2 separate regions of the Homo sapiens genome follow, and region 1 is linked to region 2. Evidence: read pairs that join two places in POLR2A ChIA-PET (ENCODE). Cell type or tissue: K562. All regions are shown on one strand. Each heading gives the region's core, and the rest is flanking DNA. Links, peaks and the distances in the headings are about the cores only. Region 1 has its middle 14 kb from the start of ZCCHC24. Region 2 holds the start of LOC124902471 (a long non-coding RNA gene).

Region 1 (7,511 bases), core at 1,063-6,062, 1.1 Mb after region 2:
TGATGCCTAAAATTAACCATCACAGTGTATAAGGGTCTAATGTAATACAGAACTGACAAAATGGGCTGATAAATGGAAAATGTTGTCATCCTTAACCACAGAACCAATTTTCAGTCCTGATCTTCCTTTACCTGATGTCTTTCTGAATCTCTTCTTTAATCTCCTAAATTGGCATCTGTCAGCCCAGATCTTTCTCCTGAAGATTTGACTACCCAAATGGTCCCATACACATGAACCAGAAGTCTCAAGACATCTCAAACTCAGCACACCCATACTGAACTCCTCATTTCCCCATGAAAACTTGCGTGTCTTCCCACATTTGCAGTCTCAGTACAGCCCCATCATCCAGCCAATGACCCAAGCCAGAAAACTGGATGTCATCCTAGAGCTTTGCTCTCCTGAATTCCCCATATCCATTCAATCATCAGACCCTCTTAAACATCTCCTGATTCTGCCCTCCCCTCTCTGCTCCTGTGGCTCATCCACAGCACAGGCCCCCATCAGAGCTCCTTGTATCTCTTGTGCCAACTCCAGTCACAGTTTTGCCTCCCTCACTCCTCCCAAACTGCTTTCTTCAAGGTCCCTTGTGATATCCATGATGCTGAATCCAAGAGTCTATTCCTGGTCCTCATCTTTCCTAACCCTTCAACAGCATTTGTCACAGTGGATGGCTCCCTCCTCCTGAGATACCTTCATCTCTTAGTCTCCAGGACACTTCCTTTGCCTGGTCTCTCTCAAAGTCCTCAATCTGTTTCTTCTCAGGCTCTTTTGCTGGTTCACCCTTATCTCTCTAAGTCCTAAATACTGGCGTTCACTACTACTCAGTTCTTAACGTGTATTTTCTACCTATGCTCACTCCACGAGTAATCTCATCCTGTCCCAGGGATTTAAAGACCATCTATCTGTTAATGACTCCTAGCTCTAGCCCAGAACTCTCTCTTGAATTTTTGTATCTAATTGCCTACTTGATATCTCAGTTAGGATGTCTAACAGTATCTCAAAGGAGCCGTATCCAAGACTGAACGCCTAATCTTCCCTACAGACTTGCTCTCTGGCAGTCCATCTTCCCCACTTCAGTTAATGACAAGTCTATTCTTCCAGATGCTTAGCTTTAAAAAACATTGGTGTTATCTCTCATGCGCTATGAGAAATCTGTCAGGAAATCCTGTCAGCTCTACTTCTAGAACATATCCCGAATCCAACCATTTCTCACCACCTCACCAGCTACCTAGCTGTTTTCAGGCACCATCATCTCTTGCCTGGACTACCACAGTAGCTTCCAAAAGTATCCATACTTTCACACTCACTTGCTTCTAGTGTAAGTCAGATCCTGTCACTCTACTCTGAATCCTCCAATGCCTCCCCCTCTCCCTCTCCCTCTCAATAAAAGCCATGATCTTTACAGTGACCCAAAAGGCTCTACATGTGCCCCCATTTCCTCTCTAAATCTTGTCACCTTCTACTCTCCCACAGATCACACTTAACAGCATATATTTTGAACTCAGAAGCTGTTAATTATAGAAATGTGCATTATCGGTCTCAACATCATTCTTCCTTTCCTATTAGAATAAGAACCCTGGTTGTTAGATGGATATATTTGACCTGGAACAAAAGTCTACATCTCCCATATTCCCTTGCAATTAGGTATGGCCATGTGACTATGTTCTGGCCTCCAAGCTATCCTAGACATAATGGCTGGAGCTCCAACGCCATCTTGGACCATGAAGTGACATTAAGGACAAACTAGTGCATACGATATGGAGCAGAAAGCTTGGAACTTAGGGCCGGGCATGGTGGCTCACACCTGTAATCCCCCAGCGCTTTACATGGCTGAGGCAGGTGGATTTCTTGAGCCAGGAGTTTCAGACCAGCCTGAGCAACATGGCAAAACCCATCTCTATCAATAGTACTAAAAATTAGTCAGACATAGCTGTCAGACATGTTGGTCAGACAAATGCCTGTTGTCCCAGCTACTCAGGAGGCTGAGGTGGGAGAATCACCTGAGCCCAGGAAGTCCAGGCTTGTGAGCCGTGATTATGCTACTGCAATCCAGCCTGGGTGACAGAGTGAGAAAGAGAGAGAGAGAGAAAGAAAGAGAGAGGAAGAAAGAAAGAGAGAGAAAGAGAAATAAGAGAAAGAAAGAAGAGAAAGAAGAGAAGCTTAGAAATAGGGCCCCTGATGACACATGGAACTTTCACACTGGCACTAGAGGCCTATTTCCAGGTTGTTTTTATATTAGAAAAAAACTTCTGTATTGTTTAAGATATAATGAGTTTGAGGTTTTCTCCGATATGCAAATGGACCTATTTATAATTGATAGGGGAGTTGTAGTAGGCCCCTTCAAAAGATATCCACATCAAATTCCTGGAACCTCTCTGTCTGTCCTCAAATCCCTGGAAAGCTTCTTTGCACATATAATTAAGTTAAGGCTCTTAAGGTGAGATCATCCTGGATTATCTGGGTGGGCCCTAAACCCAATGACAAATGTCCTTTTAAAAGATACGCAAAAGAGAACAGACATACAGAGGAAGAGGTGACGTGGCCACAGAGGCAGACTGATGAGGTCACAAGCTTGCATGTCAAGGAATGTCAACAGCCACCAAGAAGCTAGAAGGGACAAGGAATGGATTCTCCTGTGGAGCTTCTGCTGGGCAGCCCTGCCGACACCTTGGTTTCCATTTGTTATAGCAGCTACAGAACACCAATACAGGATTCACCAACGCAAAGGTCATTGGAACAATGAAACTGGATAAGGTACCTCTGAGAGATTTCAGTATCCTGAAGAACCAACATTTAAGGCTTGGAAGAACAAGGCCTGCAAAGGATATTGCCAGGCAGTGGTCAGAGAGGAGGAACTGTGTTAGTCTGTTTGCATTGCTATAAAGTAACACTAGGGACTGGGTAATTTGTAAAGAAAAGAGGTTTATTTGACTCACAGTTCTGCAGGCTGTACGTGAAGCATAGGGCCAGCATCTGCTTCTGGTGGAGACTCAGGAAGCTCATAATTGTGGCAGAAGGCAAATGGGAGCCAGTGTGTCACACGGCAAGAGAGAGAACAAGAGGGAGCAAGAGATGGGGGAAGGTGCTAGGCTCTTTTAAAACATGAGATCTCACATAATGAGAACTCACTCATTACCACAAGGATGGGACACAGCCATTTATAAGGGATTCACTCCCATGATCCAAACACCTTGCCCCAGGCCCTGCCTCCAACATTGGGGATTATATTTCAACATGCAATTTGGAGGGGACAAACATTCAAACTGTATCAGAGGCCAAGGCAGTTCCAGGCTGAGTGAACAGCAGTGTCAAATACTGCTCAGGTCAGAGCTGGTGTGGCCAGTGAACTGGGAAATTTAACATCAGAGGGGGCAATCTTGACTTTCCTCAAAGCATTCTCAGTGGAGTGGTAGGAGTAGGAGTGAGGTCCAGAAGATTTGGGGATGAGTGAGTGGCTGAGATGGGAAAACAGCAAGTGTAGAAAACTCATACAAGTTTGGTTGTGAAGTGACAGAAAGAGTAGCTAGAGAAGTGGAAGGATTTTCCTTAGCTGGTAGAGATCCAGGGATGCTCCATTGCTTATGAGGGGACAGGAAAGAGGGGAGGGTTGAAGATATGGGATGAATGACAGGGAAGAAAGCATTCCCAAACACAGAGGAGGTCCCCCAAAATGGATCCTGATACAGGTAAGTGGAAAGGTTTGTGGCAGAATGTTGAGAAACCATCCATTCAATGGCTTCTGTTTAGTCTCTGATATGAAAGACAAAGTCACCTGCCCAGATGGATGAAAAGATAGTGGGATAGAAAACTGGAAAAAAAACAAAAAAGGGAAAAAGGTTTGAAATAGCCTTTGAGAAGCATGAAGAGAGAGCTGGAGGCTTGCTGAACTCTGCTGAGAGCCAGTGGAAGCTGGAGACTGATAATTTAATGCCCCCAGCCTGTGTGATTGTGCAAGGTTCTCCAGCAGCCCTTGACAGCCAAGGCCAGTATGGAGAAGGCAGAGAACGGATGAATCTACACTGGACATTTTCCAGGCAAGTGGGGTGGCTCCTCTAGCCCAGGCCAATGGGACTAATGGGATGCTGACAAAAGAAATTGACAAAATGTACCAAGACATGTAGGGTAAATAAGAAAAATAATTATTTTTAAATAGAAGTAAGAGGAGTTGGAAGGACTGGAGTTATGATCAAAGAGATATGTTTGCATTTTTCAGTGTCAGAGGTGGGGCGGTTCTGCGTGTGGCCAGGAGTACTTTGAGGACTGGAGTACAGTGGAAGTAACAGTCCCTAGAGATGAGGTAGTTAAGGAACGAAGAGGGCAAAATGGTGATAAGTCATCATATAATTTATTGTCCACTTTTGAAAGTGAAAGGAAGCATTATTAATTGATCATTCACCCCAGAATAACAGGCATGAGTCTGGACTGTCCTGAGCAAACCAAGACATATGGTAATCCTAATGCTTAGCCATTCGGGCTGATTGCAAGCCTCAAGGTGGAGAAAATGACAGTGCCCTCGTGTAAAACTATAAGGGACTGACGGGGCTTGCAGGCAGTTGAGTGCAGAGTGTGGGAAGTGGCGTGGCCAATGGCAAGAGGCTGGCCAAGCAGGGATTCTACAAGAGGGTGGGGGAGCTTTGGTGGGAAGCTTTGCTGGGGCAGGTGGAGGACAGAGGTCCCATCTCCACATCTCCTGGAGGTTGTTAATCTGCAGAATGAGAGTTGCTCAACCTCATGCATGTGTCACACTTTTTCCTACTTTCCCAAGCACTTTTATTTTTCCTAGCCTCCTAACTTTCTTGAGCGTTATCTACTGTGCTTCCCATTTTCAGAAACTGAAACCAAGGCGGAGGATAGTTTAGGTGATGACCCAAGGCAAACTGAGGAAACTCCAGAAGCAGAGCTGCCAGACAAAATACAGGACACCCAGTTAAAATGTAATTTCAGATAAACAACAAATAACATTTTTTTGTATAAGAATCTCCCAAATATTGCATGGGACACATTTCTACCAAAAAAAGTTATCCGTTGTTTATCTGAAATTCAAATTTAGCTGGGCATCCTTGTTTTTGATTTGTTGTTGTTGTTTTGCTAAATCTGGCAATCCAAAAAGAAAGGGGGCAGGCCAGAATGGCTGAATAAATCAGAGAGCCTTGTTAGTAGCCTCGGAGGCTGGGAGGGCAGGGACAGGCTCAGGTGCTCTCAGCTATGCTCAGGTGTAGCTGAGAGAAGACTTGAATGGCTTTATTTTTTTTTAATGTTTTATTTTTATGAGTTCGTAATTGGTGTTTACATTTGTCAGGTACATGAGATATTTTGATACAGGCATATAATGCATAATTATCACATCAGGGTGAAAAGGATATCTATCCCCTCAAGCGTTTATCATTTCTTCGTGTTACAAACCTTCCAATTATGTTCTTTTAGTTATTTTTAAAAGTGCAATAAATGATTGTTGACTGTCATCACTCTGTTGTTCTGTCAAATTCTAGATTTTATTCATTCTAACTATATTTTTGTACCAATTAACCATCTCCATTCCCCCTAGAATGGCTTTCTGCTCATGGCCATGTCACTTGCAGGTGAACAGATAGAGCCTCAGAGCCAATAATGAAAGTCCACATCCTCTATTTGAATTAGATCCTCATCCAGCTCTGGGAAGTAGGCACAGCATAGACTCCTATACTCAAAGGTTCCAGGAGAGATTTGCTGAGCTTCTAGAGTCAAAGCCCACCAAGGAAGGGGCCTTAGGGAAGGACGCCTGTTCATGCATGGTGGGTGAAGGTGCAAACCCTGGAGCCCACCCAGCAGGCCCCATGGAGCATGATGACAAGACTGCGCCCTGGCACGGGATCAGCAAGATTGGCCTTCTCACTAACAAAGTGGTAGGCAGGGTGCAAGGAGAGGGGAGTCATCACTGTGGAAGGAGGGAGAGGCAGGGAGAAGAGAAATGACCAAAGCTTAGGTCAGCTAGTAAATCATTAGCCTTCACCAGAACGCAGAAGCTTGGTAGATCATTGCTATAGGATAATTAAATGAAATAAAAAACAGCAAAAATAGATCAGGCTCAGTGGCTCACGCCTGTAATTCCAGCACTTTGGGGGGCCGAGGCGGGCAGATCACTTGAGGTCAGGAGTTCAAGACCAGCCTGGCCAATATGGTAAAATCCCGTCTCTACTAAAAACACAGAAATTAGCCAGGTGTGGTGGCATGCACCTGTAGTCCCAGCTACTCAGGAGGCTGAGGCAGGAGAATCGCTTGAACTCGGGAGATGGAGGTTGCAGTGAGCTGAGATCACACCACTGCACTTCAGCCTGGGCTACAGAACAAGACTCCATCTAGGAAAAAAAAAATAAAAAAAAAAAACAGCAAAAATAAAATACAACAAAATAAAATAAAATAACAAAACAAAAGCAGCCCCCAACCTTTTTGGCACCAAGGACCGATTTCATGGAAGACAGTTTTTCCAGGGACAGCACGGGTGATGGGTTTTGGGATGGTTTTGGGATGATTCAAGCACATTATTACATTTATTGTATACTTTATTTCTGTTACTATTACATTGTAAAATATAATGAAATAATTATAGAACTCACCATAATGTAGAATCAGCGGGAGTCCTGAGCTTGTTTTTTGTTGTTGTTTTTTTTTTTTTGCTATTAGACGGTCCCATCTGGGTGTGGGATATGATGAGGTTTTTCTTCAAATAATCTGATCAATCTCTTATTTTTTAATTCATATATTCCTAACATGGGGGTGATAGGAGACAGTGACAGATCATCAGGCATTAGATTCTCGTAAGAATACTGCAACCTAGATCCCTTGCATGTGCAGTTCACAAGACAGTTTGTGCTACTATGAGAATCTAATGCTGCCACTGATATGACAGGAGGCAGAGCTCAGCAGTAATGAGAGTGATGGGGAGCCGCTGTAAATACAGATGAAGCTTTGCTTGCTCTCCTGCCATTCACTTCTTGCTGTGCAGCCCAGTTGCTAACAAGCTATGGATCGGTACTGGTCTGTGGCCTAGGGGCTGGGGCCTCTGGCTTAAGAAATACATCGTATGTCATGATCAGGCATACTAAATATGTATACAAGTGAATGTCTTTTTTTAAATGACACAAAAGTATCACAAACAATACTTGTGTGATGTATTCTGATAGACTCAATTCTTCCATTTAATTCAAATAAAAATCTGATCATGACCCATTAAGTTGATTTCACAACCCACTAATCAGTCAAACCTACAGACTGCACTGCTTTAAAGATACTATTCTCGCTGTTGGGTATAAAATACATTGTGGGGGTCGTGGGGGTAGGCAAGAGAAGAGGCAGGAAGCTCAATGAGGAGGATATTGCACAAACTCAGGCACAAGCAGATAGCAGATTGGAGCAGGATGTTGGTGGTGGGGGCAAAGGCCGGTGGGCACTCTGTGTTTTAGAAGCAGAATGTGCAGGACTTATTAATGAATTAGATGAACAAGAAGGAGGAATTAGTGATGACTTTGTTTTTG
Region 2 (7,511 bases), core at 822-5,821:
CCGACATTCTGTTGACTTAGAAGAGCTGATGTCATCCTCAGAGCCCAGGTGATACACACATTCCTGGATGTGGCCACAGGGTGGATGATAGTACCCTCAGCTGAGATGGGAATAGGGGGCAGAGCAGTTTTGGATGTGGGTGGAATTGGGGGTTGGAGAAAGAGAAGCAAAGTTCAGCGGTTTGGGATGCAGCCACTGAGGTGTCTGCAGGAGTGGATGGAGAGGCAGAACAAGCATTTGAGGACACTCAGGCTCTCTGGGTAGCAGACATGGCCTGAGTGATTTCATTTACTACTGAGAGGACAGTGAGTGCCCCGGGCTGCCTCCCAGAGTGGCTGGCCCTTACCTAGGGCACCTGGTGGATGCTCTAACCCTCAGGATTCACTTTTCACCATGAGATATTGACTCCTTTAAATTTCTGCCTGTGTCCTATTTTAAAAGTGGCTCTGCTGGATGGACAAGTGGTGGAAGGAAATTTGGAATAAGCAACAGAGATTCTGGTTGTCTTCAGTAAAAAACTATGCATTGGGGCCGGGCGTGGTGGCTGACGCCTGTAATCCCAACATTTTGGGAGGCCGAGGCGGGTGGATCACCTGAGGTCAGGAGTATGAGACCAACCTGGCCAACACAGTGAAACCCTGTATCTACTAAAAATACAAAAATTAGCCAGTTGTGGTGGCATGCGCCTGTAATCCCAGCTACTCAGGAGGCTGAGTCAGGAGAATCACTTGAACCCGGGAGGCAGAGGTTGCAATGAGCCAAGATTGCACCACTGCGCTCCAGCCTGTGTGACAAGAGGGAAACTCTGTCTCAAAAAAAAAAAGAAAGAAAATAGAACTATGCATTGCTTAGGGTGCACCCTTCCAATTATCTGATTCTAGTCTTTCACTGCCTTTGAGCTATTTTTACAACTAAGTTGTAGAGTTAATGCAAAATAATTCTTGTCTATGGATGTGCATATTATACGAATAAGATTCAATTGACCTTTCTCCTCAAAAAAAAAAAAAAAAAAAAAAACCCCAGCCAGTTTCAACTTTCCTTTACTCCATACAGATTTATGGTTCATTGTGATTTCTCTTTTGAACTGGCTGTTAATCTTAGCAGCACTCTCAATTACTGAGTTAAATAAAATCTTTGACATGTGTACATGTAATATATATGAGTTATGCCTTTTTTTAAAAAATTATCTTTAACAGAAGGCACGGGAAGGACCACTACCTCTCAGAGATGGAAAGGCTTGCCATGGTCCACGCAGCACAAAGCCCACCCCCAGCCATATCATCCCAGACAGGAAGGGTGTAGCCTGGGCTTGCATACCTCCAAGGACAGGGTGCTCAGTCCCTCCTAGAGGCCACTTCACTTCTTCCCATATTGGCTCACAGCTGTGACTTTAAAACACAGAACGAGTGCATATCTAAAACTAGAAGAAAACACTATGGTCCTTCCTGCTGACAGCTGAGTGCTTGGGCCTAAATCAGCATCTACACACGCGGCCTGCAACCCTGGGTTCCATGCAAAGGCAGTGTGGCTGAATTGGCTGCAGGTGGAGTGAGGAGAGAGGCCAACACAGGCTCACGGTAACACTTCCACTGCCTCAGAACAAAACCCTGGATTTCCTGACCTTCCAGCAGTCCATGTGTATTTTCAAATACCAGGTTTTTCTCAGGGCACCAGGGCAAGCCGAGCAAGGCCCACACACGCTAGTCTCACACATGTCCCCCAGCACTGCCCCCAGGTTCCCAGCCCTGCTGAGCTGTCCTCACAGACACGGACACCCTCCCTCATAGGAGGTGCGGAGGAGCACCCAGTCCCGGTCTGAGGCCTCAGGCAAGTCCCAGCACACCCCAGGGCCTCTGTTCTCCTTATGAGTGGGACCAGATGGGGTCCACCAACCGTCCAAACGTGATATGCTGCTGTCTTCAGGGCACATTATCCCCAGCGTTGATGTTCACAATAATCCCCTTTCTCCCCACAGACCATCCCTCCTGGGCCCCAGGCCTCTGTGGCCTACCCTGGCCCCTTGGCAGTTGATGGCCACTCTGCTGCTTCTGGGGGCTCCCGGGCAACTTTGGTTGTGTTGGTTTCTGGTAGCATCTGCGCTCCAGGCAAGAAGCAACACCCTACCTTGTCTCCCCACCTCTATGGCACAGAAAGAGAACAGACCTTGAACTCCAAATGCCTGCTGAGGCTTGCCACAGACCTCGAAGCCTTGTTCCTAAAGGGACAGGGAAGTGGACCGTTTCGTTTCAGTGATTCAAAGCTTGAGCTATCTGACATGTGACCCAGGCAGCTCTCTCGTAGGGACTGGCAGCCACAGATAAAATTCCCCAATCATTAAAATTATGTTAGCAATAATTCAGGGGATGCATACTAAATAATCTGGATCTTTGTTAGATGCTTACCCATCTCAACTCATTTAATCCTTGAAACAACCTCACAGGGGTAGGAGGTTTTGTCACCTTATACCCACACACACCAGCAGTGGTCAGGCAGCAACAGGTACACCCCAGCCCTGAGTACCTACTTATTAAAATGTGATCCCCCATCCTGGCTAACACGGTGAAACCCCGTCTCTACTAAAAATACAAAAAAAATTAGCCGGGCGTAGTGGCGGGCGCCTGTAGTCCCAGCTACTCGGGAGGCTGAGGCAGGAGAATGGCGTGAACCCGGGAGGCGGAGCTTGCAGTGAGCCGAGATTGCGCCACTGCACTCCCGCCTGGGCCACAGAGCGAGACTCCGTCTCAAAAAAAAAAAAAAAAAAAAATGTGATCCCACCTCCCAGGAGAACTCCTCTAAAAACATGTTTTTTTCTTACAAACTGTAAGAAGCAATTCCAATAACACTGTAGTTTATATATATATATATATGTCCTTGTAAGTGCAAAACCCTGCAAAAAACTGTAACACCCATCCACAGAAGTGCAATGGCAATAGCTGACAGCATCCCCGGCCTTCATCCCCCTCCTGGAGGATGCTGCATTTCACAGCCGCATGGTTTCAGTGGGATAAAGCATGAGGAGGGGTGTGTCCGGGGATCCCTTCCCTTGCTGGCTTCACCACCACACCACCCATCAGGGGGAGGCTCGGGGTTTGTCTGTGGTAGACTCCTTCCCTCCACCATAGATGAAGGGGAGGCTGTGGAAGGCAGAGAAATGGAAACAAGATCCTGTTGACGTCACTGAGCCACTTGGATCAACCCAAACCTGAAACTCACCCCACCTTGGGACTTTCCAGTTTCAAGAGCCAAAACCTCCCCTCATTGTTTAGGCCAGTCTGAATTGGGTTTTCTATTACCTGCAACTGTAAATGGACTCCTCTGGTACAAAGGCAAGGCCCATCTGTTCTTGGCACACTCCTACAACTGATGGCGTGACCGTGAAAACGCACTGTGGATCAGTATATTAAGTAACACTCATAAAATAGTATGTAAAATGATTCCATGGGTGTGATGACCTGAGTAGATGCATGGACATTTTCAGGAAGGATTCCTAATAGTAGTTACCTCTGCGTAACAGAAGACATACTTTCACTTTTCACTTTACATTCTCTTATGTTTAGATTTTTATTTAAGTGTACTTTTTAAAAAGACTAGTTTAAAAGTTGTTTTATACAGTCCAAGGTGATAATTTATTGTAGTAGTTTTTTTTTAATTTTATTTTTTGAGATGGAGTCTCCTGTCACCCAGGCCGGAGCGCAGTGGCTCGATCTTGGCTCGTTGCAACCTCTGTCTCCCGGGTTCAAGCGATTCTCCTGCCTCAGCCTCCCGAGCAGCTGGGACTACAGGTGCACATCACCATGCCCGACTAATTTTTGTATTTTTAGTAGAAACTGGGTATCACCATGTTGTCCAGGCTGGTCTCGAACTCCTGGCCTCAAGTGATCTGCCTGTCTTAGCCTCCCAAAGTTCTGGGATTACAGGCGTGAGCCACTGCACCTGGCCAGTTCTAGTAGTTATTAAACCATGCATTGGAAGACCCTGCTGGAATATAAGATGCAGAGCACAGAAAGAAAACTAAGTGAAGAAAGAATTGTTTCGGAGCCTTGTAAGGAATACTCACGTCCTCCTTCTCCAAGCTGGGCTCCCTGAAGTTGGCAATTTCATCAAAACAGTATCCACTTAAAAGTACCCTTAACTTTTTCTTCCAAAGTTACACAGTAGCCCCAAGTTCTACAATGCCCACTTCATGTTTTCCTGAGGCACCCTGGAGACGCCAAAAGCATTTGAGAATGAACGGGCCTTTTTTTTTTTTTTTTTTTCTTTTTTGAGCCCAGGCTGGAGTGCAGTGGTGTGATCTCGGCTCACTGCAAGCTCCGCCTCCTGGGTTCACACCATTCCCCTGCCTCAGCCTCCGGAGTAGCTGGGACTACAGGCACCCGCCACCAAGCCCGGCTAATTTTTTTGTATTTTTAGTAGAGAAGGGGTTTCACCGTATTAGCCAGGATGGTGAACATGCCTTTAATGCAGCCTTGAACAGGAATTGGCCAAGCCTTGCCAACTTGATAAGGAGCAAAAAAGGCTCTAAAGGTGTATGGCTCCCCAGATTTCTGGAGGGCATCCAAATGAATGAGAACAGGGCTGCAGGTAGTCACCTGCAGCATCCTCCTGGGCACGATGACAGAGGGAAGTGTCTCTACCAAGATCCATCATGGGGGACAGGTTCCCATAGCCCCGGACACACAACCTAAAAACCGTGGTTCTGTGGACCGACACCCGTAAGACCCTAGAGCTGGAAAGGCCCACCTGTGAAGGTCATTCAGCACTCCACCACCCACCCCCTACCAGTACAGCTGAAAGCTCTGGACCAGCGGGTGACAGGCTGATGCATCTGACATTTGGGCGGAGACCTTCCCATGACAGCAGGATGCCTCAGGTGCTGGGACCACTGCTGCCTCCCTCCTTTCTCAGCAGTCGTCTATGTTCCTCTGAGACTGCTGGCTGAGAAGCCATCAGGTGGGTTCCCTGATGAGACTGACACCCTCTCTGCTCTGCTGGGAGCCTTCCAACACTGCAGCCACCTACAGTCACATGCATGCCTGCCACCTCCCCAGTGGCCTCTGCATGGAATCTCCCAGAGAAATTCCACGTTCCAGGAAGGTTGTGCATCCATTAATTTTCATTGTTATTCATGGGGAAACCCAGTGCCAGGCTTCTTGTGGACCATGCAGATGGTTTTTCAGCCCAGCCCACAGCCCTGCCCTGTGGGTAGTGGGATTCCCCGGAGGCTGGTGAGGACAGCTGCAGCAGAGTCCTAAGCAGACATATGGGAGAGGTCAGAGAACTGGCGAGCCTGGGCCTCTGAAGCAGAGAAGCAGAGGACATTCAGGAGGTGCAGTGTCTGGTGCTACAGAGGCTGAAGAAGGCCAGAGTTGACAATTGGGATAAGCAGCTTTCAGCTACGTGGGGCATGGTGGGTGGTGCAAAGGAAGGGGTACAGACAGCCCAGATAAGAAGCTGCCTGGGAAAGAAAGGGAGGGAGCCATAGGGCCTCGGCAAGTTTTTAGGATGGGAAAGGAAGGCCAGCGATAGGAAGACGGGACAGGAAAAATAACGTTGACAAGATCCTGAGAGGGGGTGGACCAGGGTTGAGGAGGGGGTACAGGAAAGACCCCAAGGCTTTAAAGTTAGCATGTGCATGGTGAGGTGAGAAGAGGGTGCAAATGCCACAGCTGGCCTCCAACCAGGGAAGGCGGGGATTCAGGACAGGCCAGTGCTAGGTGGGGAGTGCACAGGAGGCCTGCCCTGTGCCTCTGTGCGGACAGCCGATGCTGGGCGGAGACTGCCACGTGACCGGCTCTCATCCTTGCTTTCTTTCCATTCCTCATCCAACTATTCAGAGTCACATGATATGGCTGAGAACAGCCAGAAGGGTCTATAGTTGAAAGATAAACCCAACTCTGCAAAAATCGCACCGAGACTTCATCCTAAACCAGGTCTACAGGAATAGATGGGTCAGGCCTGCAGGAGCCTTCCAGGAGCTCTGGCAGGGAGGGTCTGTGGCCACCCACTCCCCCAGGGGAGGCTGGGTCAGAGGCATCTAGTGAGGTGGGCACTGCCACCAACCCCCTTCACAGAAAGGCCGGCACACCCAGGACACACAGCTCATGCAGCAGCAGTGCCCAGGCTTCAATCCCATGTCCCCACTTCGACTCAGTGTCCCCAAGCTCTTCTGCTTGGATCAATAAATAGTATCGCACAGGGGTGGACAGAAATAACCTAAAACAATGTTTCCTCTAGACCTATGGAGTTGAAGTTTCTCCAGCTCTCACTTATAGCGGGGGATAAACCACAAGCCAACTTGTGCGGCTGTGGCCGGCACACAAGGGCAACTGAAAGTGCTGCCATACAGAATCTTAAAAAAAAAAAAAATTACTCAATGAAATGTAAGTCAGATTGTGCTGATGATGGACTGCCTTTACCATCCATCCTTCTGTAAGGTCTACATACCCTATCCCTTGGTTCCTCTGGCAGCCGCGTTTACCACTGAGATGCTTAGCAATATCTCAATAGTGACCCCAAACAAAAATGACCAAAACAGCATTAATATAAAGATATATTCCATAAAAGAGTTTGGCAGTCAAAGAGAAGCATCACACTTCCGAAAAACACAAGCATTCTTCTCCTAGTCTACAGAGAATTGTGTAAAAAAAAAAAAATCATCATCAACAGCCACCAGTATACACCACACTAGAATGTACACTCCGGCAAGTAAATTAAGGTTGCAGTCCATCCCTGAACGATGAGAAGTGGTCTGAGCTATGGCAAAGTGTTAGAAAGTAGCCCAGCTAGACAAATGCCCCAGCTATCCCCAGGGGAGTTATTCAGTACTTAAGACTTCATTTCCAAGAGCAGCCCCAGAAAAGCCCTGACAGGAAGGGTGGACCAGTGATCACCGATATCCCATTAGGGGCGGTCACCAGAAACAAAATGCCTGGAGCTTCTGAGCAGCTGCAGCCTGGGGTTGTGGCTAGGCACGGGGTGTGGTTGCAGAAGAACGGCTGTCTCCGGGGAGAGGCAAATGGCAGGCCAGCCAGCCCTGGGTACATGGCCACAAGAGGAGCCCTGGCCAACAGTTTCAGGCTGGCCATCTTGGGCTGGGGCTCCCTGGGCTTGCAGTGGGGAGGGTCAGGATTCAAATTCTGGGTGACAATTTCAGTAGCACCAAGACCAGAAGACAGTGAGGCCACGCTGGGGAGTGGGGGAGTGCTTGTATGTGGGATGCATGGAGGGAGGCTGCAGTATGTGGAGGAGAAAGAGAGGCTGTTGTGGGCTGGTTCTTAAGACACTCAAGGGGACTCAAAGGGTCGGCTCCAGCCATGGACACTATCTAAGGCTGCTCAGAGGAGAATGCTGGAGGAGAGGAAGAGGAAGTGAAATGGTGTGAGAACATTCTTACCCCTATAAATAAACTATTTACACACTTTAAGAAAAGGAGAGCCGGCTCTCAGTGAAGAACCATGCCCACCGCGCCACCGGCGCCATCAGGGCTTAATGCTATCAAGACCAGAGGCAGT

The links. Peaks named below come from ENCODE experiments on the same cell type or tissue, not always from the same donor. Only the 100,000 strongest peaks of a DNase experiment are listed, where the experiment ranks them.
Region 1: POLR2A ChIA-PET joins it to region 2 with 5 read pairs; 1 of 35 experiments calls an interaction of 5 or more read pairs at or near these places.

Annotation. Positions count from the first base shown.
Region 1 is chr10:79,455,904-79,463,414 of GRCh38, reverse strand. No RefSeq gene overlaps it. Among named protein-coding and RNA genes, the nearest start is that of ZCCHC24, 14 kb to the right of the region's middle. In K562, for the core only: no CTCF peak of the experiment used is centred there; a DNase peak (open chromatin) is centred at 3,947; H3K27me3 peaks cover 1,255 bases.
Region 2 is chr10:80,518,657-80,526,167 of GRCh38, reverse strand. It overlaps TSPAN14 (tetraspanin 14), which reads right to left. Exons shown (of 9, transcript NM_030927.4): 9 at 3,537-7,511. It overlaps LOC124902471 (a long non-coding RNA gene), which reads right to left and starts at 993. Exons shown (of 2, transcript XR_007062218.1): 1 at 1-993. RefSeq lists an enhancer at 3,023-3,102. In K562, for the core only: no CTCF peak of the experiment used is centred there; a DNase peak (open chromatin) is centred at 3,017.